Linked DNA regions of Homo sapiens: region 1 is linked to region 2. Evidence: chromatin loops called from intact Hi-C (ENCODE). Cell type or tissue: Caco-2. All regions are shown on one strand. Each heading gives the region's core, and the rest is flanking DNA. Links, peaks and the distances in the headings are about the cores only. Region 1 overlaps LOC102723690 (a long non-coding RNA gene). Region 2 has its middle 60 kb from the start of TXLNB.

What was found. Hi-C counts contacts between places; a loop is a spot of excess contacts. Peaks named below come from ENCODE experiments on the same cell type or tissue, not always from the same donor. Only the 100,000 strongest peaks of a DNase experiment are listed, where the experiment ranks them.
Region 1: it touches region 2 in a loop (7-fold over the local background); 4 of 110 quality-filtered maps call a loop at or near these places.

The regions. Positions count from the first base shown.
Region 1 is chr6:139,299,591-139,315,244 of GRCh38, forward strand. It overlaps LOC102723690 (a long non-coding RNA gene), which reads left to right. Exons shown (of 5, transcript NR_197427.1): 5 at 1,922-3,278. It also overlaps a transcript of TXLNB not described here. Among named protein-coding and RNA genes, the nearest start is that of TXLNB, 15 kb to the left of the region's middle. RefSeq lists enhancers at 13,842-14,579, 14,580-15,317. In Caco-2, for the core only: no CTCF peak of the experiment used is centred there; a DNase peak (open chromatin) is centred at 9,511.
Region 2 is chr6:139,223,785-139,239,438 of GRCh38, forward strand. It overlaps a transcript of TXLNB not described here. Among named protein-coding and RNA genes, the nearest start is that of TXLNB, 60 kb to the right of the region's middle. In Caco-2, for the core only: no CTCF peak of the experiment used is centred there; a DNase peak (open chromatin) is centred at 6,917.

The DNA of each region.
Region 1 (15,654 bases), core at 5,187-13,186, 77 kb after region 2:
ATCTTGGTGAGGGAAGGGACCTCACAGATCATCTCCCCACTTGGGGAGATGCCTGGCTGAGATGCCTTGTTACCTAACTCCAGGGGTCACTGTTCAAACAAAATAGATGTGGGACCCCCTGGGTTTGTGGAACATAGTGTTCCTAGACTCAACTTGGGACCTTGATACTAGACAGGACTTAGAGGTCCTGTCTAGAGCCACCCTGATCTGTCCTTAGGTAGATGACATTTGATGAAAAAAAAAATGGCTCTTTTAAATAAGACAGTACTACTTGCCAATAGTTAAGTCTCCAAAGATGATAGATCCATGATGTTTTACCATACAAGCACTGTGACTCCTTTCAGAGGTTTGATAAAAGCATCCCTTTCAAATAGCCTTTTTGAGGTTTTCTAACTAACTAACTATAAGGTTCATTTTTCTCTTCTCTGTCTAGTATGACAAGTTCTTTTGATTCCCCTCCCTAAGGGTCAGAAGTTCTTCTCTCCCTTACGTGAGTGTCATGAAGCCCCTCCTCCCCTGCTGATCACAAAGCAATTCTCAGGAAGGGTCTAAGGTTGAACTTGTGTTGAAAGGAAAGCCTGTCATTTTGATGTGTTAGAAAACAGGTGTGTGGTGGTCACCTAGTTCTGAGCTGGTGGACACTCCTCTCCTTCCTTCTTGCAATGCAGTTCTTATCAAAGAGCATGGACTAATTTTTAAATTCTATGTGTGGTCTTTTTCTCTGTAACAATTTGGTGTGGCTTTGATAGGATGTAGAACAACGCAACCTGGGAACAGCAGAGATGGTCAACAGGATTGGGACTGAGTGAGCAAATGCTTAGACTCCTGCTACCTTGCCTCTTTATCTTCCCAATTATGTCTCTTTTTTCCCTCCCTTTCATGGTGAGGGGATGCCTAGGCTAATTGTCCATTGATAGGCTTAAAGGGAGCCCATTACCTGAACCTGTCTGCCTTTCGAAAGGCTTTCAGAGCCTTTCTGCTCCTAATGTATCTTATATGACTCCTTTGTCCTTAGAAGAGAACTTCAGCTGGGTGCGGTGGCTCACGCCTGTAATCCCAGCACTTTGGGAGGCTGACGTGGTGGATCACAAGGCCAGGGGTTCGAGACCAGCCTGACCAACATGGTGAAACTGCGTCTCTACTAAAAATACAAAAATTAGCCAGCGTGGTGGCACGCGGCTGTAATCCCAGCTACTCAGGAGGCTGAAGCAGGAGAATCACTTGAATCAGGGAGGCGGAGGTTGCAGTGAGCCGAGATTGCACCACTGTGCTCCAGCATGGGTGACACAGCGAGACTCCATCTCAAAAAAAAAGGGAATAACTTCCCTTGTGTGTTCCTTAATTCAAGCTCAAGGACTACAAAGGAAGCACCACATCTCTTCTATTCTTCTTTAAACTGTTTCAGGGCCCCCATTCTGTATAAATTTGGAATTGTGCCAGTTAGGAGCCCAAACTGTAGATGGATCCTGGCTGAGATGCCTTGTTACCTAACTCCAGGGGTCACTGTTCAAACAAAATAGATGTGGGACCCCCTGAGTTTGTGGAACATAGAGTTCCTAGACTCAACTTGGGACCTTGATACCAGAAACTATGGCTAGGCGAAATCATGGTCTCTGTGGAAAGGACAAACTCCTAGTTGTCTTTCTCATATATACCCAAGAGAGGTTGCAAAATCATTAAAAAATATGAAGGAAAAATTGCAGGGAAATTTTCTTGGGTATCTGTATAGTGCCACCAAATACAAAAGATGACATCTTAGATGACCTTATTAGGGTGAAAATATTACTATTATTAAAAGTAATAATACCTGCTACTGGTGACATGAGTGTGTGAGTAAGCCTCTGCAACCTCCATTGTCCCCTGAGTTCCAAAGCTACCTTCCTATGAAGTCCCCATAAACCTCCATATATCTTTCCTCTAGAACTGCCAGGAAATCTTCTATAGATGGTCTGGAAAAAAGAGTAAGCTCTTGAGATGGGATCACTAAGTCTTCCATGGGTTAGAAGAGCACACCTGAGATACAATGGGTTTGGAATCATCAGAGTCCTCACCGAAGAAAGTGCTGTACTCTAGTGCCCCACACAGAATGGGGCAACAAGCCCCCACCAAGTCTATGCACAGAAATCAATGCTTCCCCTGCCTGACCTTTACTTTCACAGTAACTTGATATAGATAATAATGAACTAATCCCCACCCCCCTGACCATAGTACATATTTTAGTATTCATTTAGTACTTAGTAAGCAACTCTGTGTATATTAATAAAAAAAGACTTGTCCCGTCCCCTAAAACAAAACAAAACAAAAACAAAGCAAAGCAAGGAACCCTTGACAGGCTGATAATATATTACAAGTCCTTAGAATTAAAAAATTTAAATTCAGAGATCTTAGGATCTAAAGAATGAATGTTTTTTGGGGTGGAAAGCAAACAAAAATATATATATATTCTTAATTGAAACTACGATGCTTTATTGGGTAAAAGCATATGATAAAAAATGTATTTGAATATTTTGCTTAGATGAATTTTTGTATATTTAGCTAAAAATAAGATGGTAGCATACATGTAGGTATATAAAGTTGAATATCATATGAATTAAGCTGTTTTTAAAAATATGTTTTAAGTCAGATTTTTAAGCGTAAGAAGAGAAATTTAGTTTTGTGTTAGTAAGAGGAAAATAAGGCCAACAAAGGGATTAGAAACTTGGGTCTGGGTAAAGGTCTGAGAGAGAGGAGAAAAAAAAAAAAAAAGGAGCTGTTTTAAATCAGTCCCTAACAGTGAAACACATCTAGAAAGACAGAGTTTGAAAAACAGCAACCACAAAAATGAATCTAGTGGGTTTTCTATAATATTTCTTCCAAAATTGGGTGATTTTGTATTAAAAAGCTGTTAAGTTAGCTGGGTGCGGTGGCTCACACCTGTAATCCCAGCACTTTGGGAGGCTGAGGCGGGTGGATTGCCTGAGGTCAGGAGTTTGAGACCAGCCTGGCCAACATAGTGAAACCCCATCTCTACTAAAAATACAAAAAAAAAAAAAAAAATTAGCTGGGAATGGTGGCGGGCACCTGAATGGCGCCTGAATAGCTACGAGGGAGGCTGAGGCAAGAGAATCACTTGAACCCGGGAAGGAGGAGGTTGCAGTGAGCTGAGATCGCACCATTGCCCTCCAGCTTGGGCAACAAGAGTGAAACTACGTCTTGAAAAAAAGAAAAAAGAAAAAAAAACCTTGTTAAGCTTTGAAAGGTAACTACATTTATATTGTGTAATAAAACTGGAAAATTAATGTGATTTTGTGGTTTTTCTGTATAAGGATAAGTGATACAAATTCAGATTTCTGCAAAAAAATTGACAGAGAAATATGCAATTACCTTATGTAAATGTACATAGTATTTCTATTAAACTGTCTTATTTTGACACATTCTGCTTATTTTCTGATATTCCAAAGTGGTTTTCAAAAGTTTTGAATTCATAAAATATTAAAGTCATGGATATTTTGATTTATCCAAAGACCTCTGAAAAATTAGAGTTCTATAGTAGTGTCATTGGTAATTAACTAATGTGTTTTTGATAAGTGATAATTAATCAGATAACATATTTAAAATATATGGATTTTGGATCCTGGGTCAAAGAAGAGACTTTCAGTTTAAACCTCAAAAGCCTGAGTTTCCATGTAATGTTACTCGCTTACAAAGTCTCTCCTTGATCTACTTGCAAGAAAATGAAACACTTTGAACTGGTCTGGCGCTGGATGGAAGTACACATATACATAGTACTAACTAGGCAAATGACTTGGGTTCATGAAATGCAAATAAAACATTCCATGATATATTAGGTTCCTGAGGGAATAAGGAAATGTTGCATGCTATATACAAGGAAATGTTTATGGCTCAGGAAAGGATGGAATGCATTTTCTTTCTGGAAAACCTTCTAAAAACAAAAGTAACTATGTAGAAAAGGTTAAGCTTAACTCAGTACTTTATTGTTCATACTGATGTTGGTGTTAGCATCTTGGCACTCTTAGGCAAATGAAGAATATAAGTAATTATAAATTACTTAATATTTATATAAAGTAAATATAAGTATTCTTATATAAGAGAGAATGTGCTACAATTATAGAATTCCTAAATTAATGAGGAATGTTGTAATTTTAGAACAGAATTAGAAATATTAACATAAATATAAAATTTAAAAGAAAATATTTGTAGTTTTGACACAGAAATAATCTAGGAACAATGTCAATCCATGTTGCAGCCAATCATCCAGTTCCTGGTCTTTTTTTTTTTTTTTTTAAACTAAAAGAAACTAAGGATTCTTAAGAGAAACATCTCAGTCTTTGTTTGGCCCAGAAATGTGCAAGATAGCTTGAACTGCCTTGTGCTAGAAAGCAAGAAAGCTTTCAAAACTTTCTAAAGTACTATCAAAAAGACATAAGAACCTGCCTAAAAGAAACTACCACTAGTCAAAGTTGTATCATTAAGAATTATAATAAATCTTCCAGTCAACTGAAATCTATTAAACAGCTATGATTCCCTAGCAATGAACAAAAAGAAAATAAATAACGGGAAGTATTTGAAAAGAAGGTGAAGAAGTTGTTACTGCTGAGCTTTGTTATTTATTTGGCACTCTTGGCTCATCGATTGTATCCATAAAGAATACAGAAATGAATAATGCTATAAATATATCAGTTAAAGGCATTTTCTGACACAAGGTGAGAATATCAGTAGAAAGACTCCATAATTTGTGACTACAAGTCAGACAAAACCCATGGAAAGTATCCAAAATTCGGTTATATCAGTTTTTAAATGATGCAAAGAAATAGGAAGAAATGTATCCTGCACAGATGTCTTTAGAGATAAATGGAAAAGGCAATCAGTACCACGATGCACAAAAGGGGGTCACTTCCACTAAAAGAGCAGTAAAAGAAGGGCTCAAGAGGTGACGAGCAAGGTTATCAACCAAGCCTGCTCATGTGAGCTGAAACAAGTGGCAACAGGCAACAGGACAGAACCAATCTTCAGACAAAAATGAATGCAAACAAAACAGAATAGGCAAACAAAAGTAAAACAGGTAGAGAGGGTTATCCAAGAACTTAAGAAGACTCCTGCAGAAACCAGAGAAACTAACAATGAAGAGAGTCCAGCCTTTAATGAAGCCAAATGAAAAAGAAGTGAAGTCCAATGAGTGTGTCATAAACCAACTCTCACCGCTGGTCTCCGTATATCTGTTTGTATCAATCCAGAGGTATTTGTGTCCACTTTTCTATAAATGCAAATTTTTGGTAGCTCTAGGAAAACAATTTAAAGGAGAAGATACCACCTCATTCCATTTTTTAATAAAACATATTTAGGTGGGTGCTTTTTTGTGTGTAAATCTTGTTTTTTAAAGAGGTAAATAACTGTCTCGTTTGTCAACTTAATATTCCACAGGCAGCAGAAGGGCAATTTTGATAGCCTGTAATATGAAATATAACTAAATAGCAATTTGAAATCATAATCATGAATTCAACGTAACTTAAATGTTTTGAATTACCTTTTCCACTCACTTTTAAGTAGAATTGTTCCCCCAAAAGCCTTCTCCTTGTTCATAACTCTCCCATTGAAACTTTGACAACTTTGGTAGTGGTAGTCCAGTTTTTCTTATTACTTGATTGATGTGTTGTGAAAGATTGGAAATTTTTGAGCATGTGGTGTGTATGTATTAAGATATAAATTGGAGGGAAATGAGATCTAACAGCTTACTAATATTTTAAAATATTGATATTTACAATCTTATTTAAGGACAATTTGCCTACAAGTTTTAAGATAGAAAGGCACCAGAAAAATCGCTATGGATTATAACCATATGCATTAAAACAATTTTTTTTTGGTATTTGTATTAAGAACTGCTTCCACATAGTTATATAACATCTGTGGATTGACCATGGAACAAAGTCTCATTTATAAAAAACAGTTCAATGAAAAGGCATCTAAATCTTTTACAATGTTATCAGTTTATAAATTGTTAGAGTCAGAAAGATATTCACATATTTAAAAAATCCCAAACACATTGAATGGATCATCCTGGACAGTAGCTGTAGATTTCTATAGGAAGATAGAAGAATTAGGTACTATGTATAATGTTAAGGAGAAGGAAGTGGGCTGAGTGATAACTTGTATCAGAGTTGTAGAATTATTAACATAATAACTATAAGTAGACTTTTGCATGTATCATTAGGTCTTGGGAAAGGATCCAGATCCTCCATCTGTCTCTGATAGTAAATAATCTTAATTAATTAGGAAGATATTCATCTTCCTTAATGAGTTTGCATTTTTTTAATCCACAGAATATTTGGAATTAAGTATAGAACAATTTAAAGGAATGAAAATGATTTATTAATATTCGTGTAAAGTAGGAAACTAGAAGATCTACCTAGGAAAATAGCCCTGATTGTAGCATTTCAACAATTTTCATTGAAGTGATTTATTTGCCTACATCCCCAGGAAACTGGGAGCTCCTTAGAAACAAGAATGGTGTATTTTATCTCAGTATACTCAATACAGTGCCTGGCCCAGAGTCAGTGCCCAGTAACCATGAATGAATAAATGAGGTCCTTAAGGTTGTAAGGTGATTTGGTTTCCATCAGTGTCTCCTTCCACAAAGATCAGAGAAAAGTCTGTCTCCTTCCAGTCCTACTGAGCTGCTCCTATTTTTGAATGCTCCCTCCTGCAGCCATTTCAGAAAGTACTAGAGACAGAGGAAAAGTTTTCTCTGATGTTTTTGATGTTTATTCCAGGGCATGCTCACAGATGGAAAGGGTCAAACTTCTGGGACGCTCCAGAGACACAGCCCTTGACATTCTCTGTGAAAGGATGTGCTATACAAAAGGTGCCTGCCAGCAACTGGGCTTGAATGGCAAATGGTTGAGGCATGAAGACAGTTTTTCTTTCAGACCCTGCCTAAGCATTTGTTATCAGGAGTCACAGATAAGATATTTCAATCCACTTCCTCATGACTGCCCTTCGAATGTCTGAAAATCATATGGGCCTTTGATCTAAATATTCCCGCTTTCTTCAATTGTTCCTCATATGATATAGTCTCCAAACCTTTCCTCAGCCTGATTTTCCTGCTACAGTTCATCCCTGTATTGTTGCAAAGATGCAGAAGCTAGCACAGCATGTGGGATGTAGCCTGACCAAGGTAGGCAGCAGGGGACCCTACTCTGCTCCTGGGCACTGCATTTCTACAGCAGCCAACAGCCATTATCTGCTTGGTGGCCTTATCATGTTCTTGACTCTCACCATACTTGCAGCCAACTCAAGCCCCTGTGTTTTGCTTTATGTTGTTGTTTCTTTCTGTGATGTTTTAAAACATGATTCTATAATTCTGTGCTTATGTAGTTGCTATTTTGAACCTAAGGATTTCACTAGTATCTCTATTTGGATCATTATTCCAGCTTATTGTGACATTTTGGAATCATGATTCTACTATTAGATGTTTTAAATCTCACATTGTTGCCATCTATACTTTTGATAAGCCTATGGCTACATCTTCACTGACAAAAGTATTGACCAAGACAGGTTGAGCAGAGAGCCCAGAGCACACTACTAGTTCTCAACAAATGATTGGGGTTTTTTGTTTGTTTGTTTTGTTTTTTAGAGATAGGGTCTCACTTTGCCGCTCAGGCTGGCACAGTCATAGTTCACTGCAGCTTTGAACCTGGGCTCAAGCAATCCCCCTGCCTCAGCCTCTTGAGTAGCTGGAACTACAGGTGTATGACACCACCCCTGGCTAAGTTTTTATTTTTTGTAGGAACAAGGTCTTGCTATGTTGCTCACTCTGGTCTCCAACTCCTGGCCTCAAGTGATCCTCCTTCCTCAGCTTCCCAAAGTGCTGGGATTACAGGCATGAGCCACTGTGCATGGCCTCAACAAATATCTATGAATTAAATCATAAATTTGGCTGAGGAAAAGTAGATCATAGTTTTTGTCTATAGTAACATATTCAGGTGAGCTTATGCCCTTTCAATTATTTTCATAAGAGAATGTAACATACTTTTCCAAATTATAGTTTTCTTGCCTATATAGAGATTTCCAGGACAACCTTATTATACCCATTCATTTTTTTCCTCTTCTATTCATTCTTGTTCAACATAGTATTGGGTATTCTTTGGATATCTAAACAAATGGCTTTTTAAAGGCAATATTGAATTTATTGTTAAATGTTGGCTTCATTATGAAAGACTAAGAAATAATTATATCATTTTATCTGTATAAATATCTTAAAAACAATTTTGCTAAATTGATTTTTATCCAGACGTGTTTTTACACAAATTTGCTCCTGATTAATTAAAACACATGGGTCTAGGGACCCAGAGTGGAAGTGGGTTGACACTTCCCAGGAGTAGTATTGACACCTGGGTTCTTCTGCATGCGAGATTTCAGAACCCAGGAATAGTATTGACACCTGGGTTCTTCTGCATGCGAGATTTCAGAACCCAAGTGATCGATGCTTCCACACGGCCACAATGGCTCTTTTAAAATGAAAGCTAAATGGACACCTACCTACTGAGAGCTCTAGATGCTATTAAACGAAGAGGCAAATAGGCAGAGTGGAAGGGCTGATGGTTGTTAAGAAACTGTTTGGAGTCACTGACTCTGGCTACCATGGGCATGTATGGTTATTGCTATATAAGAAGGACAGAGAAAAGTATGGATGGATCCTAAGCGATACAACTACCTGCCTGGTTGCAAAAAATTAATGAAGACCACTGCATCACTATATTGGAAGGACTTCCAAAGACAAACCCTGACCAGCCCAGACGCCGTCTGAAAACAAAGGCAAGATGCAGTAGGTAGTGGAAGAGGGAAGTTGTAAATACTGCACACATCATAAAATATCTTGTGAAGAGTTACAGATATGACTACTGTAGGCTTTATTTGTGTTCACTTCCTTGTTTTGCTATATATTCCAACTAATACTCCTTTTAAAAGTTTTTTGTTGTTTTCCAACCACACTATTGTGTATGGACTATGTCGTTAGTGGTTGACTTTCCAATTTTGTTCATACTTACATTACATGAAGATAGATTTATATGGTCACTAGAGGAGAAATGAGTATCACCCAGAGATCTTAGATTTGGAGCTGAATGTAGAAACTATTGAGATGCTGGGTCATTTCCCTTTGAGGGGGTGGGTAAATTTCCCACTAGGTAATGAGTCATGTTAAACAGGAATATTTATTTTAACATGCAAGTTTTTACCATAAAGGACAAGTGGCAAATATAGAAATTAGGAAACCAAAGTAGTAAAACAACAGTGAATGCTTGCCATTGTGTTGACCGCTTAGCATCCAAGTCTTCTTTCTATTTCAAACCTTGAATAAGGATAAGTCTTGGTGATGGGCAGGGTTCTGTCTACCCCTGTGAAAGGTAAAGAGGAGCATGCATTCCATTCCCTATTTGACAGCTAGGAGTAGCACATGGCCTAGCCTTGTCCAACCACACTCCCAGCTGGAACTTTGAATCTGGGCAGTTATGCAATGATGCAGGGAGCAGAGGTTATTTCCTGGGGCAGTGATGACTGTCCAGTGGGTGGAGAGTTTCCAGCAGCCCCAGAATTATGGGAAGAGGTTTCAGCAGCAAATGTTAATCAGAGTTATTTCTGAGCCAGGACTCTTCTGCTTAGATTTATATGATTCCTTACCATTTCCCAAACCTGATTTTCCATATTTCTTAGATTCAGTAGGCTAGCTATGAATTCTCTTTCTGTTTAAATATGCCCAAATCAGTTTCTCTTGTTTGCAATAAGATTTCTAAACAGTAGATCTTGCGTACACACACAAAGTACACATCACAGGCCTTTGTAGATGCATATTAAGTGTTAATTCCTTTTCTTTCTTCTTTCCTTTCCCAGTTGCATGATAGGCCTATTTGTTCTCACTAACATAAGCATAAAGGTGCTTAGCATGTGACCTTGTACAAAGAAAGTAGTCAATATTGCCTCTTGTCCAAACTACACACTTAGTAAAGCAGAATTCATCGTTAATTCCCCGAAGAGTCTCGACATGAAAATACAAAAAGGGCCAGGCACAGTGGCTCATACCTGTAATCCCAAAACTTTTGGAAGCCAAGGAGGGAGCATTGCTTGAGCCCAAGAGTTGGAGACCAGCTTGGCAACATAGTGAGACTCTGTCTCTATTTAGATAAATACATTAATTAATTAAAAAATATAAAAGGGCCCTGGAAACCCATAAATAAAATCAAACATACATGGACAACAAATTTTTGAAAAGGGCATCAAGAAGACACAATGGGGAAAGAACAGTCTCTTCAATAAATGGTGCTGGAAAAACTAGATTACCATATGCAAAAGAATGAAATTGGACTCTTGTCTTACACCACACACAAAAGTTAACTCGAAACAGATAAAGACCTAAATGGAAGACCTGAAACCATAAAGCTTCTAGACAAGAACACAGGGGAAAAGCTTCTTGACATTGGCCTTGGCAATGATATTTTGGGTATCACACCAAAAGTTCAGGTTACAAAAACAAAAATAAATAAATGGGGCTCCATCAAATGAAAACCTCTGTCCAGCAAAGGATACAATCGACAGGATGAAAGAGTAACCTACAGACTGGGAAAAAATAATTGCAAACCCCATGTCTGATGAGGGCTTAATATCCAAAATTTGTAAAGAATTCTTACAACTCAATAGCAGAAAAACAAAGGATCTGATTTATAAAAGATAGGCAATGGACCTGAGCAGATATTTCTCCACAGAAGAGTTAAAATAGCCAACAGGTGTATGAAAAGGTGTGCAACATCACTAATCATAAGGAATGACTTTATACACTCACTAAAGTGATACCTTCCAAAACAGAAGCTATCTATCCTACATACAAATGTCTTCTTCCACAATTCACACAATAAAACCTATTAGAAGTAAATTTCTGGCAGTTTAAGGATAGCCACTCTATCTCTCTGTCTAATTCCGAAGCCTTCAGATTAAGCTCAAAGCATCCAGCTACCTAATGAAGAAGAGTTTAAATTATTAAAAAGGACAAGTATATATCTTTTGAGTAAATTTTAATATTGTTGCACTGTAGACAAACATGTCATTCTGTTTTGTTTTGGTTTGGTTTTTTTTGAGACAAGAGTCTCACTCTGTCGCCCAGGCTGGAGTGCAGTGATACGATCCCAGCACACTGCAACCTCCGCCTCCCGGATTCAAGTGATTCTCCTGCCTCAGCCTTCTGAGTACCTGGGATTACAGGCACTGGCCACCATGCCCAGCTAATTTTTGTATTTTTAGTAGAGACAGGGTTTCACCATGTTGGCCAGGTGGATCTCGAACTCCTGACCTCAGGTGATCCACCCGCCTCAGTCTCCCAAAATGCTGGGATTACAGGCGTGAGCCACCGTGCCCAGCCCATTCTGTTTCAATACCACACAATTGCTATTGTGTTTATGTATAAGTACTAAGATATAATAATTGATGAAATAATAACTTAAATGTCAGTCATTTCATCTGGAGCTGAGGCAAACACACAAGCTTTCCAGCCTGCAGTTTGGAGCTGGTTTGGCCAGCCTATACCCTCTCTGCCTATGCTGCACTTTGTGTCACTGCAAATGCTGGTTGAAAATGTGGCCCTAATGCTTTTTGACATCTTGATCAGTGGAAGCTGGAGAAACTTTTCAAAAAGTGGCAAGCAAGTCTGCTTGCTAAAAGAGATTTCAGCTTATCTCTGAGCCATATCTTTCTTTTCTTTTGCATAAAACCTCTTGAATGGATAACTTAGTTATACAAATGTAAATCAAGAATCTGTGGGCAGATCTGAACGCAGGACAGGTGCTGCAGAGTGTTCTATTTGGTGATGAAACTGTAACTTGTCCATAAGCCCAAGCCATGATTCTGAGACTTTACTTTGTGATATTTTTTGGGGGGTGGGGGGGTGTGCGTGATTATGAATTTAGAGTCTGCTGTTGGAAAAGGCCTCTAGCTGACCTTGTGATGCTGCATATGTTCTGCCTTAAGCAGTTTATTGTTGTTAGTTTCATTTTTACCTGAGATGTACTAAACTGGAGAAACTGGAAGGAAGGACATCCAGAAGAAATCTTTACCTCTTATGGAGGAAAAACAATCAAGAGAACAGGACCGCGTCGTCTGCAGCTCCACCTGAACTGGACTGTTTGTGGCCTGTCTTAGTCAGTTCCGGCACAACAGCAAAGTACCGTAGGCTGGATGGCTTAAACAACAAACATTTATTACTCTCAGTTCTGGAAATCCGAGAGCAGGGGGGCTAGGATGGCCAGGTTCTTGTTGAAAGCTCTCTTCCTGGTTTGCAAATGGTGTATTACATGATAGAGAGACTGAACTCTAGTCTCTCTCCTTATAAAGGCACTAGTCTCATACCCTCATGACCTAATCACTTCCCAAAGGCCCCACCTCCTAATACCATGTCACTGGGGCTTAGGATTTCAACATACGAATGTTGGAGGTACACAAACATTCAGTCCATAATATGTCCTATATCCTATATGAGTTAAGAGTGAATAATCCAAGATGATGAACACTACACTATTATGTTTTGGTGTCATAGTTTTGATGCCATCATGATGCAAGATGACACTCCAATGGGTAGGGGTAGGCTTTCCTGTGAAGGAGACACCTCTTCTCCTTGAATAAGAAGAGCCAATCTTAGGACATTAGACTTGAGGAAAGGTAAAAAAAATCAATCTCTTTTTTAATCTTAAGCTGTCTTAGGTGATCTGGACTGTTAGGCACAGTTATAGTCAAAAAAATAATTTCTGTTAGTTGGAATAACATGACCCTTACTCTGTTGAAGCTGGCTGGGGGCAACCCTATGAGGATTCTGAAGTTAAGTGGAGATTAAACTGTGAGGGTTGCCACCTCTCGTAGTGTTTGCAAGATGCCTTTCCATTTGGGTACCTTGCCTCAAAAATGACAGTATAATTTTATTAAGTGCTACAGTTTGAACTTAGCTGCATGATATAGACTGAGGGGAAGAGGCTGACCCCTAGGCCTGAGTGGAGTTAGCAATGGCCATCATCCTTAGAGTTGTAGGAGACTTGAATATGAACCCCAAAACATCCCTTGGATAAGGATTATTTTAAGCTGATTATATAGCATACGCAGGAGAAGCTCTGAAAACAGTATGTTACCCTTTTGTAAGGATAATTTATATTTTATAAAGGAAATATCCATGTGAGGGTTTCTCCCTCTGTACTGAGGAGAGGATGACTGTAAGTCCTTAAAGACTCATATCTGTGAAGAAGGCACTGACTGAAATCTGCACAACAAATCTTACCCTTGTTTACTATACTTTTCCTGGTCACCTTCCAATAACTTGCCTCTCGCACACTATTTGTTTTAACTGAAGATGGTATTGAAGCCCAAATTCTAGCCACCTCTTTCAGTTACTCATCCCTGAGTTTCTCTAATGTATATTTATGTGATGTAAGTGTTAATAAACTTCTATTTGTCTTTCTCTCTTTTTTTTTTTTTGAGATGGAGTCTCGCTCTGTTGCCCAGGCTGGAGTGCAGTGGCGCGATCTCGGCTCGCTGCAAGCTCTGCCTCCCGGGTTCACGCCATTCTCCTGCCTCAGCCTCCCGAGTAGCTGGGACTACAGGCACGTGCCACCATGCCCGGCTAATTTTTTGTATTTTTAGTAAAGACAAGGTTTCACTGTGTTAGCCAGGATGGTCTCGATCTCCTGATCTTGTGATCCACCCATCTCGGCCTCCCAAAGTGTTGGGATTACAGGCGTGAGCCGCTGCGCCCGGCCTGTCTTTCTCTTTTTAATCTGTCTTTTGTTACATGGACTTTAGCCAGGAACCTAGGATGGCAGGAAGAAAAAAAAAAAGTTTCCTCCCCTACAGAGTTTAGCTCCTCTTGCATGACAGCAATTTCAGAATGTGTATCAGGTGAGGAGACAAGAAAAGAGTACCCTGACCAGGAGTTTGGGGCAAAGAACCAGGTGCAGGAGGTATTGTTGAACATCTGTGAGAAAGAGCTCTGTGTGCTTTCAGAAACAACTGAGGGCAGCTTGCTATTAGAAAGTTTATGCTGGGAAGGTAAATTTTAATTATCAATTGAGCTGCTATATTTTTTTTTAAGTCACCCTGTGGCAGGCAGCCCCAGTATTCATTTATAAGATTTTATTTTTTTCACAAAATAGGATCTCAAACTTTGTGATGTAAACCAAAAATAAAATTCTAAGCCCCCCAACCGACTGAATGAACCATCCTCCCAGCCAAGGGCATTCCAAAGAAAACCTGAAAAACTAAAACTAGCTCAGGCCATGATGGAAAGAGGGAGTCCAGGCCTGCCTCTTTCTGCTCTCCTCCCTTTGGAATTCAGGCACAGCCGACCAGCATTAACATGAAAACAGAGATCTTAAGACTGACAAAGAAGACTCCTTGTAGCAATAAGATACCAAATTCCAACCTGACCCGAGTATAGCATCATGTGACAGATGGCAGGCCCTGAAAGAAATCAAAGCATTTTACCCCAAAATAGATTGCTTAGACATATTTTGAAATAGCCCTGCAAAGCTATCTCTTGTGGGGAAAATCTACATTCTGTAGAGAGTCTCCTTCCTTTTCCAGGTCTTTTCCTGATACAGAAGAGATTTAACTAAGACTCTGGGACCTTTTAGAGTCTGATAAGAGACATTTACCATATATTCCTCTGAAGCCTATGACCTGGAAGTTTCATCTATGTAACAAGAACCTTGGCTTCCACAACGCCCTGCTTGTCTTAACTACAAACATTTCTTTCTGCTGACTTACACTCTTCAAGCAAAGCTTAACCCTTTCAACCAACTGCCAATTAAGAAATCTTTGAATGCATGTATGACCTATAAGCTCCTGCTTCAAGTTATCCTGCCTTTCCAGACGAAGCCAATGTCTACCTTACATGCACTGATGGCTATCTTCTATCTCCCTACATCGCATAAAACCAAGCTGTAATCCAACCACCTTGACCACACGTTCTCAGGACCTCTTGAGACTGTGCCTTGGGCCTTGGTCACTTAGATTTGGCTTGGAATAAATCCCTTGAAATATTTCACAGAGTTGCCTCTTTTCCATTGACAGTGATTACTTGTATCTGGAACAATACTAAGTAGTTCTGAAACCGCCTTTGCAAAATTATAACTGAGGAAATTATGACAGTGAAAGAAATCAGACCTAACCAACTCCATCTTGCTTCTAATCCTCAAGTTGTCCTTGTTCATTCCTGGGCGTAGGGCGAACTAACTTTGGGAAGGAATTCAGTTTGTGGTTTGACTCTGAAACGAAATTGCTAACAGCCCTTTCCCGAAAAGACCCCCTTCTTGCCTGGGGTCCAGTCTGTCTTTGCAGAACAAACAAATTAGCTACAAGATTAGAAATTACAACGTAGGGGTCATGCAGCCCTTGGTTCCAAAAGTCTGAACCCCCCAAATTGTTCCTGGGGACCTAAGATCAGTGCCTGAGATATTTTGCAGGCCCTGAACTCCATGGATCAGCCGGCACCACCTGGACTGGTGATCTGGCTCAACTAGTTCTGCCATCCCACCCAGGAACAGAAGACAGCGAGAAAACCTCATTTTGACCCCCTATGATTCCATCTCCAACCTGACCAATCCATACTCCCCACTTCCTAAGCCCCTACCC
Region 2 (15,654 bases), core at 3,590-11,589:
ATCAGGAAACAACAGGTGCTGGAGAGGATGTGGAGAAATAGGAACACTTTTACACTGTTGGTGAGACTGTAAACTAGTTCAACCATTGTGGAAGTCAGTGTGGCGATTCCTCAGGGATCTAGAACTAGAAATACCATTTGACCCAGCCATCCCATTACTGGGTATCTACCCAAAGGACTATAAATCATGGTGCTATAAAGACACATGCACACGTATGTTTATTGCAGCACTATTCACAATAGCAAAGACTTGGAACCAACCCAAATGTCCAACAATGATAGACTGGATTAAGAAAATGTGGCACATATACACCATGGAATACTATGCAGCCATAAAAAATGATGAGTTCATGTCCTTTGTAGGGACATGGATGAAATTGGAAATCATCATTCTCGGTAAACTATCGCAAGAACAAAAAACCAAACACTGCATATTCTCACTCATAGGTGGGAATTGAACAATGAGAACACACAGACACAGGAAGGGGAACATCACACTCTGGGGACTATTGTGGGGTGGGGGGAGGGGGGGAGGGATAGCATTGGGAGATATACCTAATGCTAGATGACGAGTTAGTGGGTGCAGTGCACCAGCATGGCACATGTATATGTATGTAACTAACCTGCACATTGTGCACATGTACCCTAAAACTTAAAGTATAATAATAATTAATAAATAAATAAATATTTAAAACTTCAAAAAAAAATATTTGGTCTGTGAACATTGTAATTGATAGCGTTCTGATAAGACATAGGGAGAAGACAATTACTATCAGGAGTGGAAAATACTGCAGATATTACAAGATTTTTTAAATTAAGAGAATAAACAATTTGTGCCAATAAATATGAAAATTTAGATGCAATAGATTAATATCTTGAAAAATATAGCATACCACAACTGACAGGGAAAATGGAAAATATATTAAAGAAAATTAAATCCACAATTTAAATCCTTTCCACAAAAAACTCCAGATCTAGATAACTTAACCAAAGAATTCTTCTAAATATTTAAGAAAAAAAAGAACACTAATCATACACAAACTTTTCCCCCAAGATAGAAAAGTAAGGCATACTTCCCAACTTATAATGACAAGAACGTTGTAAAAAAAGAAAATTACAAAGAATCTCTCCCATGAACATAGATGCAAGAATCCTAAACAAAATACTAGCAAACCAAATCCAGTAATGTAAAAAGAATATTACTTCTTTACCAACCTGAATTTGTTCTAAAAATGTAAAGTTAGCTTGACATTTGAAAATCAATCACTGTAACCCACCTTGTTAACAGAAGAGAAAAATCATGATTATCTAAATAGACACAGAAAATGCATTTGACAAAATTCACACCTATTTATGACAAACACTCATAGCAAACTAGGAATAAAAGTGAATGTCCTTAATCTGATAGAAAATGTCTACAGATGCCATAGAGTAAACATTCTATTTAATAGCAAAATATGTAAGCTTTCCCTTGAGATCAGGAATAAGCTAAGAAGCCCAGTATCACCATAAACATTCAAATTCTACAAGAAGTTCTTCCAAGTACAATAATGCAAGAAAAATTAATAAAAGAGATAATGAGTGGAAAGGGAGAAAAAAATGCCATTATTTCTAGATGACATGATTGTGTGTTTAGAATATCCAAAAACATCTGCAAATAGCCTATTGTAATTAACTAGTGGATCTGATGAAGTTGCTAGCTACAAAGCCAATACATAAAAAAATTATATTTTTGTATATCGGCAGCAAACAATAATAGGAAGTGAAATTTAAATAACTATGTCATTTTCAATTGTATCATAAAACATCAAACATCTAGAATTAAACCTAATGAAAAATAAACAAAGACACCAAGAAAATATACAATGTTACTGAAAATAGTCAAAGAAGAACTAAATAAATTGAGATATTTACCACATTCCTGGATTGGAAAACTCAATATTGTGAAAACCTCAATTCTCTTCAAATTGATTTATACATTAAATTCAATCCCCATGAAAACCCCAGTGTGTGTGTGTTTGTGTGTGTAGATTGACAAGCTGATTCTAAATTATATATGAAAGTAAAAGGGCTAAGAAGTTAAGAATACTTTGAAGAACACCAAAGCAGGAAGACTTACATTATCAGCTATAAAGATTTATTATGAAGCTACAGTAATTAAAATTATGTGGTATTGGTGCAAGGATAAACAAATCAACTGAACAGAATAGAGTTTAGAAAAAAGACACACATAGGTCAGGTGCGGTGACTCACACCTGTAATCCCAGCACTTTGGGAGGCTGAGGCATGTGGATCGCTGGAGCACAATAGTTCAAGACCGACCTGGAGAACATGGAGAAACCCTGTCTCTACTAAGAATACCAAAATTAGCCAGGCTGGTGATGCGTGCCTGTAGTCCCAGCTACTCGGGAGGCTGAGGTGGTAGGATCACTTGAGCCCAGGATGCAGAGGTTGCAGTGAGCTGAGATTGCTCCACGCCACTGCACTCCAGACTGGGCCACAGAGTGAGACCCTGTCTCAAAAAAAAAAAAAAAAAAAAAAAAAGAGATAGAGAGAGAGAGAAAGACACACATACACCTGAACATTCAATTTATGACTAAAGTAGCACAAAGATGACAAAAACAAAATACAAATGTATTTGTCAAAAAAGGTAAAAGATTGATAAATTGAACACTATTAAAATTGATAAATTCTTTTAATCAAAGTATATTAAGAGAATAAAAAGGTAAACCACAGCATAGCAGAACTGATTTGTAATTGTTAAGTAATAAAGTACTGCTTTCCAGAAATATAAAGCATTACTACACATGAACAAGAAAAAACAGATAAACCATAGGAAATGAGGGAAAAAAACATCATGAATATGCATGTCACGAAAGAGGCTATACGCCTGACCAATAACTATAGAAAAAGGTGCTCAACCTCATTAGTCATCAGGAAAGGCCAATTAAAACTACAATGAGGGTCAGGTGCATGGCTCATGCCTGTAATCCCAGCACTTTGGGAGGCTGAGGCAGGCAGATCACTTAAGTCAGGAGTTCAAGACCAGCCTGAGCAACATGGCAAAACCCCGTCTCTACAAAAGATACAAAAATTAGCTAGGCATGGTGGTGCACGCCCATAGTCCCAGCTACGCGGGAGGCTTAGGCATGAGCATTCCTGGAGCCCAGGAGGTGGAAGTTGCCATGAGCTGAGATTGCACCACTGAACTCCAGCTGGGGAGACAGAGCAAGACTCTGTTTCAAAACAAAACAAAACAAAACAAACTACAGTGAGATCCCAGGTGTGGTGGCTCATGCCTGTAATCCCAGTACTTTGGGAGGCCGAGGTGGGAGGATCATGAGGTCAGGAGTTTTGCCAGCCTGACCAACATGGCAAAACCCTGTCTCTACTAAAAATACAAAAATTAGCCAGGTGTGGTGGTGTGTGCCTGTAATCCCAGTTACTCAGGAGGCTGAGGCATGAGAATCGCTAGAACCCGAGAGGTGGAGGTTGAAGTGAGCCAAAATCACACCACTGCACTCCAGCCTGGAGAAAGAGTGAGACTCTGTCTCAAAAACAAAACAAAACAAACAAAAAAAAAAACGACAGTGAGATATTACTATACGCTTCCAAATGGCTAAAATGAAAACAACTGATACATGATGTGTGGGGAGGACATAGATCAATGGGAACACTCATACACTGGTAGTTGAAATTATTGTTACAATCTATTTGGAAAACTGATTAGTAGTATCTCCTATATCTGAAATAGACACATGTCATATAACCCACCAATTTATCTCCTACATATACACATAGGAAATATCACAGCAACATTATCTGTAGTGGACACTAATTGGAAACAATTCCAATGTCAGTCAACATCGGAATAGATAAGTTGTGGTATATTCATACTATAGATCACTATATGACAATGAAAATCAATGAACTACTCCTACAAGCCAAAACGTGGATGAATTGCACATAGATAGTTTTGAGCAAAAGAAGCCAGACATAAAAGGATAACTTCACAAAGTAAAAACAAAAACAAAAAACAGCCCCCTTACACACACAAATGCACACACGCACAGGCACTCATATACACACACAGGCAAAACAAATGTGCTTTTCTCTAAGAAGGAGGGAGGGGTAACCTGTAGGATGCTTGACTATGCTCTATTTCTTGACCCAGGTGGTGGGTTACATGTGAGAATTCACTTTGTAATAAATCATCATTTTTGCAATAAAGAGTTTTTAAAGATATGTTGAGAAATTAAAATGAGAAATGAGATTTTGGAACTATTTCCATAGAAGTTAATTATTAGAATTTAGACCTCTTTTCTTTTGGTGTGCCACCATGGTGTAGCCATTCATGCTTCTTCTCATCTCTGCTACTCATTGCTGTTTGGATGCAGATGACAGCAACCCATCCAGCAACGCAACCATACCCTCTTAAAAAGGGAAACTAGGCTGGGCGCAGTGGCTCACACCTGTAATCCCAGCACTTTGGGAGGCCGAGGCGGGTGGATCACCTGAGTTCAGGCATTTGAGAACAGCCTGGCCAGCCTGGCCAACATAGTGAAACCCCATCTCTACTAAAAATACAAAAAATTAGCTGGGCATGGTGGTGGGCATCTGTAATCCCAGGTACTTGGGAGGCTGAGGCAGGAGAATCACTTGAACCCAGGAGGCAGAAGTTGCAGTGAGCTGAGATCATGCCACTGCACCCCAGCCTGGACAACAAGAGTGAAACTCCATCTCAAAAAAAAAAAAAAAAAAAAGGGAAGTTAATGGATCTAAAAAGACCAACATGTTCCAGGGGCTGAAATATGGTTACCAGGATTAAGTTTCTCTTCTTGCAACTCCACTCACCTCCTCTTGGCTTGATTCTACCTGCAGGTGATTCCTCTTGGTAGGCAGAATTACAGCAGAAAAAAACCCAATAGCTAGGTTAGACTGGACCCCACTTGGTACACGTGGGCGAGCACACTGGATCGGAGTGGCTTCAGTTCACACAAACCCCCAGATAACGTATGAATAAAATTAGTGTGAAAGTGCAACTTCATGACAAGCCAAATAGTCTCCTGCCCCACTTTCAACCCAGTTGCAGTCCATAAGCCCTCTTCTATGGCAGTTCTGGAGCTGCCACTGTCTTTGAACTAAATACTCTATCAAGTGTTACACTGTTTTAGGCCCGTCTCCTGAGGCCAGGACTGGGTGAGTGGGTAGGGCTCTGTGCTTGATGGCCCCATCCAGACTGCATGTATCCAGGACAAAGTATTTTTTCCAAGGAAGGGACATGGGCAGGAAAAAGCGATATGTCTGCTCTTTGCTAAATAATTTTTATTTTTGCACATTAGGGAAAGATAATCAATACTTCCAAATTGCCCTTTGAAAGAACTCCTACAAATGTACGAGAAAAGGACAGATGACCCAATACCATATTGACAGTTTCTGAGTATACCCATTTGCCCTCATCCTTTCTAATACTGGGTATTATCAGTATGAAAGTTCTGTCAGGCTAATGAGCAAAAGTGATTGTGTGTCATTTTAAAATTTTATTTATTTATTTTTGAGATGGAGTTTCTCTCTTGTTGCCCAGGCTGGAGACCAATGGCGTGGTCTTGGTTTACTGCAAACTCCACCTCCCGGGTTCAAGTGATCCTCCTGCTTCAGCCTCTCAAGTAACTAGAATTACACGTGCCTGCCACCACGCCCGGCTAATTTTTGTATTTTTAGTAGAGATGGGGCTTTACTATGTTGGCCAGGCTGGTCTCGAACTCCTGACCTTAGGTGATCTGCCCGCCTTGGCCTCCCAAAGTGCTGGGATTACATGTGTGAGCCACCATGCCTGGCCTGTTTATTTTTATTTACCTGATGTGTTTTAGTTATTTGTATTTCTTCTTCTACAAACTGCCCGTTCACATCCCATGCCAGGAGCTTAGAAATGAGGGTGGGACACACAGCGGGTGTGATCATCTCTGGCAGGGAGGAAAACTACCACTCACATTATTTGGGACTGCTGTGCATGGTGACAATAAAAAGCAGACTGGCTTGTGGTTGGTCTTATTACCATTAAATATTCTCTGATAGACAATGCACCTCCCACCCCATCTTCCATTGCCCTTGCCCACTTTCTTCTGAGTTGTCTTTTCTTATTACTTTGTACTATTTCTTTTTTTCCTGGACGTTAATGCTTCGTTGTATTTACTGTGACTATATTCTCCCAATCTATCCTTGGCTTTTATTTATGTTTACCTATTTTGCTCCCTTTAACTTTTGAAGATTATTAATTAACACGTGTGGCAGACAATTAGTTTGTTATAAAAAGCTCTCCTTCTCCTTCCTCTTGGTATTGCTTTAAATTACTCCCAGACTGAATTGAAGGACTTCAATATCGGTTTTCTAATAATGGGCAAGGGAGAAGCCAGATGGTCCACCTACAACTATATAGCTAGTCAGTGCTAAATATTTTGGGGAGATGAATTGTATCACAGCAAAAAATCTCTTGGCACAAAGAATGAGTTATGGGCATGGCTGATAGGCCAGTAGGATCTGCAATCAGTCCTGGTTTACTACCTTCTGACTCACTGATTAAAACATAAATGGATTGGACACTATTTCTCTTTGGCTTTTGGTTCAGGGAAACTATTCAGGGGCTTGATTTCAGCTGGATAATAGCAGAGAAAAAGGAGACTGGGACTCCGCCTCCAAGGACGTCACCCTAGTTAAAGATAGTAACCATCTGAAGAGCTCCTCTCCGCTTAGGCAGGCCAGAATCAATTTAGCCTGTTTGCTACCACTTCTTGTGCTCCATGCTCTGCAGCTGGTCTCTGTGAGGAATGGCATGGAGAATTTCTCAAGACATACTCCTTTTCTTGCCTGGGGATGGAGCTGTGAGTCCATGATGACTGTCACATTGGGCTGGTGGTGCATGCAATTATTTCATGAATAGCTGACACTATACTTGCAGCCTCACACACCTGCCTGTTTGTTCAGAAGCCAAAAAAAGTGAGCCTTGTGACATTGTAAGCAAAAGAGGATTAGTTGAGCAAACAAAAGTCTGCAGCAAGATGGGATCCTATGAAAAAGTAGCTAGCCACATGACTCAAATTACATCTGCAGTGTTTCAGCTTTTCAGTTCCCAGCCCCAACACATACACATTGTAAACTTGCATATAACCATCACCCTTACATAGGCTCCATTACTTTATTATGCATAAATAGAGTCACATGCAACTACAAGCATTCATATAGAACTACATACATACAATGCACTCCCAGAAAACTGCACATACCGGCACGTTTTACACACAAATATTCATACGTACCCTCACACACAAGTACACACTGACACATAAATACATGAACACACAAATAACCACACACACATTTCATAAAACCCCCATTCTCTAGCAAGAACCTACACTCTCTACTTGGAGATCTGGGTATCATTTCTAATAAACATGCTGTCAGAGTTTTCCTTCTTGTTTTTTAGTTGCTGAACATTTTGGGGTGAATGAGACAGCCCAGAGTCTCTTCCAGGCCCTTCCCACGGTGCTGAGTTCCTAGCACTGGAAGTGGAAGGAGTCATCAGGCCTGAGTCACACAACAAGGTGCTCTGATCTGGAGCAGACAGGGTCAAGGTGTGGGTGGTCGTGAAACACTTTGCTTAGACTTGTAACCACTGTCATTCCAGGGGCTAGCACAGAACCTCATGCAGAGAAGGCCCTCAATGTATGTTGAATAAATCCTTCATCTTTCCCTATTTAATTTTTAAACTTAAAAGAAATTATATGAGTAATTTCTTGTCTCCTTTTTCTTGCCTGACTTAACAGAAGTAACCCAAATGACGTGCAGGTCTCATAGAATAAAACTCTCCCTGGAGGTGGGGAAACTTCATAATCTCTTGAGATTTTAATTGGAGACACCAAAATCCTTACATATCTAGTAAGGAATCTCTAGTCTGAGGTTCTCATCTTATAGGTGAGTTAACTGAGGCCCAGAGATGTTAAGCAATTTCTCCAAAGTCACCCAGCTAGTTGGCAGCAGAGCAGGGACTAAGCATTCAATAGGCTGATTCCTGGATGAGTACTATCCTTGATTAAACTTGGATACTTTTATTCCAGGAATAACTTGTTGATAAGAATGTTAAGAAGACAAATGAACGTGAATTTCTTTACTCAGAGCATTACAATAGTCTGACTGTGAGGAATTATACTGGTTTGGGTAGAGCATTTACTATATTCTAATAAATCTGGCCTGTGGTATCACACTGTGTATTAATCTGTTCTCACACTGCTATAAAGAACTGCCCAAGACTAGGTAATTTATAAAGGAAAGAGGTTTAATGTACTCACAGTTCCACATGGCTGGGACTGGACATGGGGAAGCTTCAGGAAACTTACAATCATGGCAGAAGGGGAAGCAGGCACATCTTACATGGTGGCAGGCCAGAGAGAGCTTGTATGAAGGAGGAGCTGTCAAACACTTATAAACATCTCATAAGAACTCACTCACTATCATGAGAACAGCATGGGAAAAACTGCCCCCATGATTTAATCACATTCCACCGGGTCCCTCCCTCAACACTGGGGATTATGGGGATTACAATTCAAGATGAGATTTGGGTGGGGACACAGAGCCAAACCATATTATACTTGTAGTACTCTCATCTAATATATATTTAATCTCATGACTTCAGATATGATTAAAGTAGTCCTGTCGCACTAGTTCTATAAACTTGAACTCTGACTTTGAAATTTTCTTTGTATATGGGATTTCTGAATACTTTATGGCTTGTTACATCTTCCTAGTACATATATTAGAGCAATCTCAGGCTCTTGACAGTTTTTATCCGTGCTCTACTTAATAGGTATGAAACAGATAATGCTGGTTATCATTTCCCTAGAGCAACAAAACCACTAACTGTCTCATCAATTTTGAAATGCTCGAATTTGTTTTAGAACCCTGACCTTTAGCCAATGCTATGATTTATGGTATTATCATCTTTCCTGTCACTTCATAAACAGTTTGACTTTTTCTCTTGTTTTATTATTTACCACATTCGTATTTTTCCTGAGTTGGTCTCTTATTTATTTTTTGAGCTGTGTTGAGTTTAAATATCTTGCTCTACCCCATGTCCAGGAGGTTTATGTGGAAACCTGTATGTGTGTGTTGAAATCTTTAAGTACAATGTGTGGAAAAGCTTTGTAACAACATGTATGAATGCTGGGTATTTGTATTTACATAGTCATGTTTATTCTATAAATAATATAATATGCTTCCATGTTTTTATGATAAAGTGAAATATATAAAATTTTACTACACAATGTAAACACTCAAATCTGGTACCTATTAATAGCTATCATTCTCACCTGTACTACTGTGTCCTCCCTAAAAGCCAAACTAACATAATGTTAAACTTAAAAACACATTCAAATAATTTAAAATGCACTATTTTATATACTGGATGCTGACAGTGGTTAAATTAGAGTGATATAATTATGAGTAAGTTTTCTCTATTTTCTGAATGTTTATTATGTAATTTTATTATTTTTATAAGAGACTGCCTTTACTATATATAAATATATATTTTTATATAAATTTATATATATATAAATAAATATATATTTTTATATAAATTTATATATATATAAATAAATATAGATAGATAGATAGATATTTTTTTTGAGACAGTGTCTCACTGTCACCCAGGCTAGATACAGTGGCAGGAACATGGCTCATTGCTTCCTTGACCTCCTGGACTTGGTGAGTCTCATGAGATCTGATGGTTTTTTAAGTGTCTGGTGTTTCCTTTGGTTGCACTCACTCACTCTGTCCTGCCACCCTGTGAAGAAGGTACCTGCTTCTTCTTCACCTTCTGCCATGATTGTTAAGTTTCCTGAGGCCTCCCCAGCCATGCAGAACTATGAGTCAATTAAGCCTCTTTCCTTTATAAATCATCCAGTCTTAGGTATTTCTTTATAGCAGTGTGAGAATGAACTAATATAGTAAATTGTTACCAAGATAGTGGGGTGCTGCTATAAGGATACACAAAAATGTGTAAGTGACTTTGGAACTGGGTAACAGGCAGAGGTTGAAACAGTTTGGAGGGCTCGGAAGATGTGGGAAAGTTTGGAATTCCCTTCCTAGAGACTTGATGAATGGCTTTGACCAAAATGCTGATAGTGATATGGACAATGAAGTCCAGGCTGAGGTGACCTCAGATGGTGATGAAGAACTTGTTGGGAACTAGAGTAAAGGTCACTCTTGCTATGCTTTAGCAAAGAGACTGGCAGCATTTTGCCCCTGCCCTAGAGACCTGTGGAACTTTGAACTTCAGAGAGAGGATTTAGGATATCTATGGAAGAAATTTCTAAGGGGTAAAGCATTCAAGAGGAAGCAGAGCATAAAGGTTTGAAAAATTTGCAGCCAGATGTTGTGAAAGAAAATAAAAACCCATTTTGGGGGGAGAAAGTCAAGCCTGCTAAAACACTCCAGAAATTTGCATAAGTAATGAGGAGCTGAATGTTAATCACCAAGACAATAGGGAAAGTGTCTCCAGGGCATGTCTGAGACCTTCATAGCGGCACCTCTTATCACAGGCCTGGAAGCCTAGGAGGAAAAAATGGTTTTGTGGGCCAGACCCAGGGCCCCACTGCTCTGTGCAGCCTTGGGACATGGGGCCCTGCATCTCAGCTGCTCCAGCTCCAGCAGTGGCTAAAAGGGGTCAAGGTACAGCTCAGGCCATTGCTTCAGAGGGTGCAAGCCCCAAGCCTTGGTGGTTTCCACGTGGTGTTGGGCCTGTGGGTGCACAGAAGTCAAGAATTAAGGTTTGGGAACCTCTGCCAAGATTTCAAAGGATATAAGGAAATGCCTGGATTTCCAGATAGGAATTTGCTGCAGGGGCAGAGCCCTCATGGAGAACTTCTACTAGGACAGTGCAGAAGAAAAATGTGGGGTCAGAGCCCCCACACAGAGTCCCCACTGAGACACCGCCTAGTGGAGCGTGGAGCTGTGAGAAGCGGGCCAAAGTCCTCCAGACCCCAGAATGGTAGATCCACCAACAGCCTGCACCATGTGCGTGGAAAAGCCACAGGCACTCAATGCTAGCCCATGAAAGCAGCTGGGAAGGGCACTGCACCCTGCAAAGCCACAGGAGTGGAGCTGTCCAAGGCTACGGGAGCCCACCTCTAGCATCAGCATAACCTGGATGTGAGACATGGAGTCAAAGGAGATCATTATGGAACTTTAAGGTTTAATGACTACCTAGTTGGATTTAGGCTTACATGGAACCTGTAGCCCCTTTGTTATGGCCAATTTTTCCCATTTGGAATAGGTGTATTCCCTCCGGCCTGTGCCCACAGACCTAGGTGAGGACAGGCGCTCCTGTTTTCACACCCAAATGTTGCATTTTCCAAGACCACCCTGGCCTGCCACATCCCCCATCCTGTGTCTATAAAAACTTGGACACCTTAGCAGACACAGTGGCTGGATGTCAAGAGGAACACATGCAATGCCTATACCCCCATTTTGTCTAGGAAGTAACTAACTTGTTTTTGATTTTACAGACTCACAGGCAGAAGGGACTTGCCTTATCTCAGATGAGACTTTGGACTTTTGGGTTAATTCTGGAATGAGTTAAGACTTTGGGGGACTGTTGGGAAGGCATGATTATGTTTTAAAATGTGAGGACATGAGATTTGTGAGGGGCCAGGGGCAGAATGATATGGTTTGGCTCTGTGTCCCCACCCAAATCTCATCTGGAATTGTAATCCCCATAATCCCTATCTGTCAAGGGTGGGACCAGGTGGAGGTAATTGGATCACAGGGGTGGTTTCCCCCATGCTGTTCTTATGATAGTGATATGGGATGGGGGCAGGGAAGTGCTGGTAGAGAAAGGCAGGGTCCCTGGTGAGGGCTGTACCCTCGAGCCTGTGCCCAGGGACCGAGGTGAGGACAGGCACTCCTGTTTTCACGCCCAAATGCTGCATTTTCCAAGACCATCCGGGCCCGCCACGCCCCCCCTTCCTGTGCCTATAAAAACTTTGACACCCTAGAAGACACAGCTGCTGGATGTCAAGAGGAACACATCAGCGGAAGAACGCACAGGCAGCTGGATGTCAAGAAGAGCAGAGGAGCGGAAGAGCACACCGACAGGCACCAGCAAATGCTGGTAGGCCATCAACAGTGGAACAATGTGGAATTTGGCTGGGGATGGTCAGAGAAGAGTCCGGACGCTGGGCAGCCTGACTCCAGGGGAAGACACCTTCCCACTCCTTCCCCCTTCTGGCCTCCCCATTCACCTCACTGAGAACTACCTCCACTCAGTAAAACCTTGCACTTATTCTCTAAGCCCACGTGTGATCCAATTTTTCTGGTACACTAAGGTAAGAACCCAGGAGAGAGAAAGCCCTCTGTCCTTGTGATAAGTCAGAGAGTCTAACTGAGCTGATTAATGCAAGCCACCTGCAGACGGCTAAACTGAAAGAGTGCACTGTAACACACGTCCACTGGGGCTTCCAGAGCTGTAAACACTCAACCCTAGATGCTGCTGTGGAGTCAGTGCTCTCCACGACCTGCCCTTCTGCATGCTCCCCTAAGGGTATGAGCAGTAGGGCACCAAAGAAGCGAGCCACACCCCCATCACATGTCCTGCAATGGGGATAAGGGAACTTTTCCCATTTCAATAGTGAGTGAGTTCTCACAGATCTGATTGTTTTATAAGCACCTGGCATTTCCCCTGCTTGCACTCACTGCATCCTGCTGCCCTGTGAAGAAGGCACCTGCTTCTCCTTTGCCTTCCACCATGATTTTAAGTTTCCTGAGGCCTCCCAAGCCATGCAGAACAGTGAGTCGAGCCTCTTTCCTTTATAAATTACTCAGTCTTGTGTATTTCTTCATAGCAGTGTGAAAATAGACTAATATACAGGCTCAAGCAATCCTCCTGCCTCAGCCTCCCAAGTAGCTGGGACCACAGGTGCCTGCCACCACACCTGGCTAATTTTGTAATTTTTATAGAGATGGGATTTTGCCATGTTGCTCAGGCTGATCTACAACTGCTGAGCTCAAGTGATCCTCCTGATCCACCCACCTTGGCCTCCCAAGGTCCTTGATTACAGACCTGAGCCACTGTGCCTGACCACCTTTATTATTCTAAAAGAAACACAAATAAGAAAACAAGGCAGCAACCCTACAAACCCTGTGCGTAAAAATTCTCCAGGTTGGAGCTGTGGTGTTAAAGTGTATTAAGGTCATCATGGGTTGGGCTTTTTATTGCTATCCTGCTTCCCCAAAAGGGCTCATCAGTTTATGTCCCTCTTCCTTTCATTGTTCTTAATAGTCTTACGGTTTTATCTTATATGTCATATCTTATCTTAAGATCTTACCCTCTATATAATAGCTTATAGATTTGAACTCTTTCACATTTTTTTGAAAATATGTAGTATATTGGCCGGGTGCAGTGGCTCACACCTGTAATTCCAGCACTTTTGGAGGCTGAGGCAGGCAGATCAGGAGGTCAGGAGATCGAGACCATCCTGGCTAACACAGTGAAACCCCGTCTCTACTAAAGATACAAAATATCTTTATTTTGGGTGTGGTGGCACATGCCTGTAGTCCCAGCTACTCGGGAGGCTGAGGCAGGAGAATCGCTTGAACCTGGGAGGCAGAGGTTGCAGTGAGTCAAGATCGTACTACTGCAGTCCAGTGCCTGGGGGATGGAGTGAGAGACTCCATCTAAAAAAAAAAAAAAAAAAAGAAAAGAAAAAGAAATGATGTAATGTGTCTATTCTAGATATTTTACCTATAACATATATACATATGTAACAGACACAATAGCTATCAGATTGAAAATATTTCCTTTTCCTCTTGTAACATAATGTCTTCCTGCTTGGCTTCTAGCAAGTAGTTTTTGTGTTATTTGACATAAAATGTCATCAACTGACTGTCAGTTCTGAAATAATGAGTTTTACACGTCGGTATGTTTTAGTTATGATTTGAGGTAATTGAACATTATATCACTTAAAAAAAAGTCAAAGTGGAATAGATGTTGGTATGAATAGAAATCCTGGGCTCTAAAATTCAGCAGGAAGAAGGACTTGCATTTGGGTTTAGCTGAGCTTGATTGTGCTGTTGAAATAATTTATCCTTTTTGTTATCTCCTGGCCAGGTGAAGTAGCTTCTGTGAATAATTTTTGTGCCATAGATCAATGAATTTCTAGGTTTATTTTGCTAGTTAAGTGTTTCTACCAAATATCCTTATTTGGTGGAAATGATTCTTTTTTATAGTTTGTTCTTGTCAGGAAAGATAATACTAAGTATCCTTTGAAAATACTGGTGTAAGCCCAGGCATGGTGGCTCACGCCTGCAATCCCAGCACTTTGGGAGGCCAAGGCAGGCAGATTACTTGAGGTCAGGAGTTTGAGACCAGTCTGGCCAACACGGTGAAACCCCGTCTCTACTAAAAATACAAAAGTTAGCCGGGCATGGTGGCAGGTGCCTGTAATCCCAGCTACTCAGGAGGCTGAGGCACGAGACTGGCTTAAACCTGGGAGGTGGAGGTTGCAGTAAGCCGATATCACGCCACTGCACTCCAGCCTGGGCAATAGAGTGAGACTTAGTCTCACAAAAAAGAAAAAAGAAAATATTAGTGTAAATACTCATCAATGGGACCAGAATTAAACTTAGGTCAAATTTTATACCTCCGTATTTATGTATATGTATGTGTGTGTGCATTCACACGCACATGTGACAGAAGCTAGCATTTGTAGAACTTTTATCAAGAGAAACCACCAAAGAGACTTAACGTCAGTATTGAGGATACAACTTAATAGCGTTGAGAAAAATCTTCATTATTATCACATGAAAACTTCTGTTCCAACAGAGTGCTCTATGGATGATAACCTTAATTTTCAAGTTCTAAAATACAGAAATGGAAATTATTTAAACCTTGTGAAAATTGAACCCTTATGCCTCACTCGCCTGTGAAACCCTCCTTGCCACTTTATGATGAGAATGAACTTCGGAGGCCAGAGTCCTTATTTTCATTTCACATCTTCCATTAGCAAATTCTTTACATTTTAAATTATTTTACTTTCCCAAATACTGGATTTAACTACTGGTTAGAGGAGAATGGGCCAGGAAAATTGTCCTGAAACCATCTGCCTCTCCTGTTTCTTGTTGGTCTTATTGAAAAGCAGCATCAGTTTTACAACGAACACATGTTACTTTTATCATCTCAAAAAAGGGGCTATTTAAAACGTGTACGTCAATACCAGGCCAAAAGGAGCAAAATCAGTCTTACAGGCAGGTCTTACCTTTTCTCCCTTCTTAGCTCACAGTCCTCTTCTCACAGCACGCTAGGAAATGTGGTGTTTGAGAAGCCCCTCCCAGGTCAGTGTGGACTGAGAGAGGGAGAAGAATCAAAACGCAGAGCAGCTGGGCCTCTTTGAGTCTTGTTCGATGAAATTCTTGGAGCAGTCAGGAGGGCTGGAGAGAGGAAAAGTGCATCGGCACCTTCTACGCTTCCTCCCTTCCTCCAGGAGGACGCACGGCAGAGAAGCCTGTGGAAACGTGGTCTCGTGGGAGGTTGGTACTGAGAAACATATCAGCTGGGTGAGCACTGTCCACCAGCACTGCAGAGCCAGGCAGAGGAGTCTGGGTTTTGTTT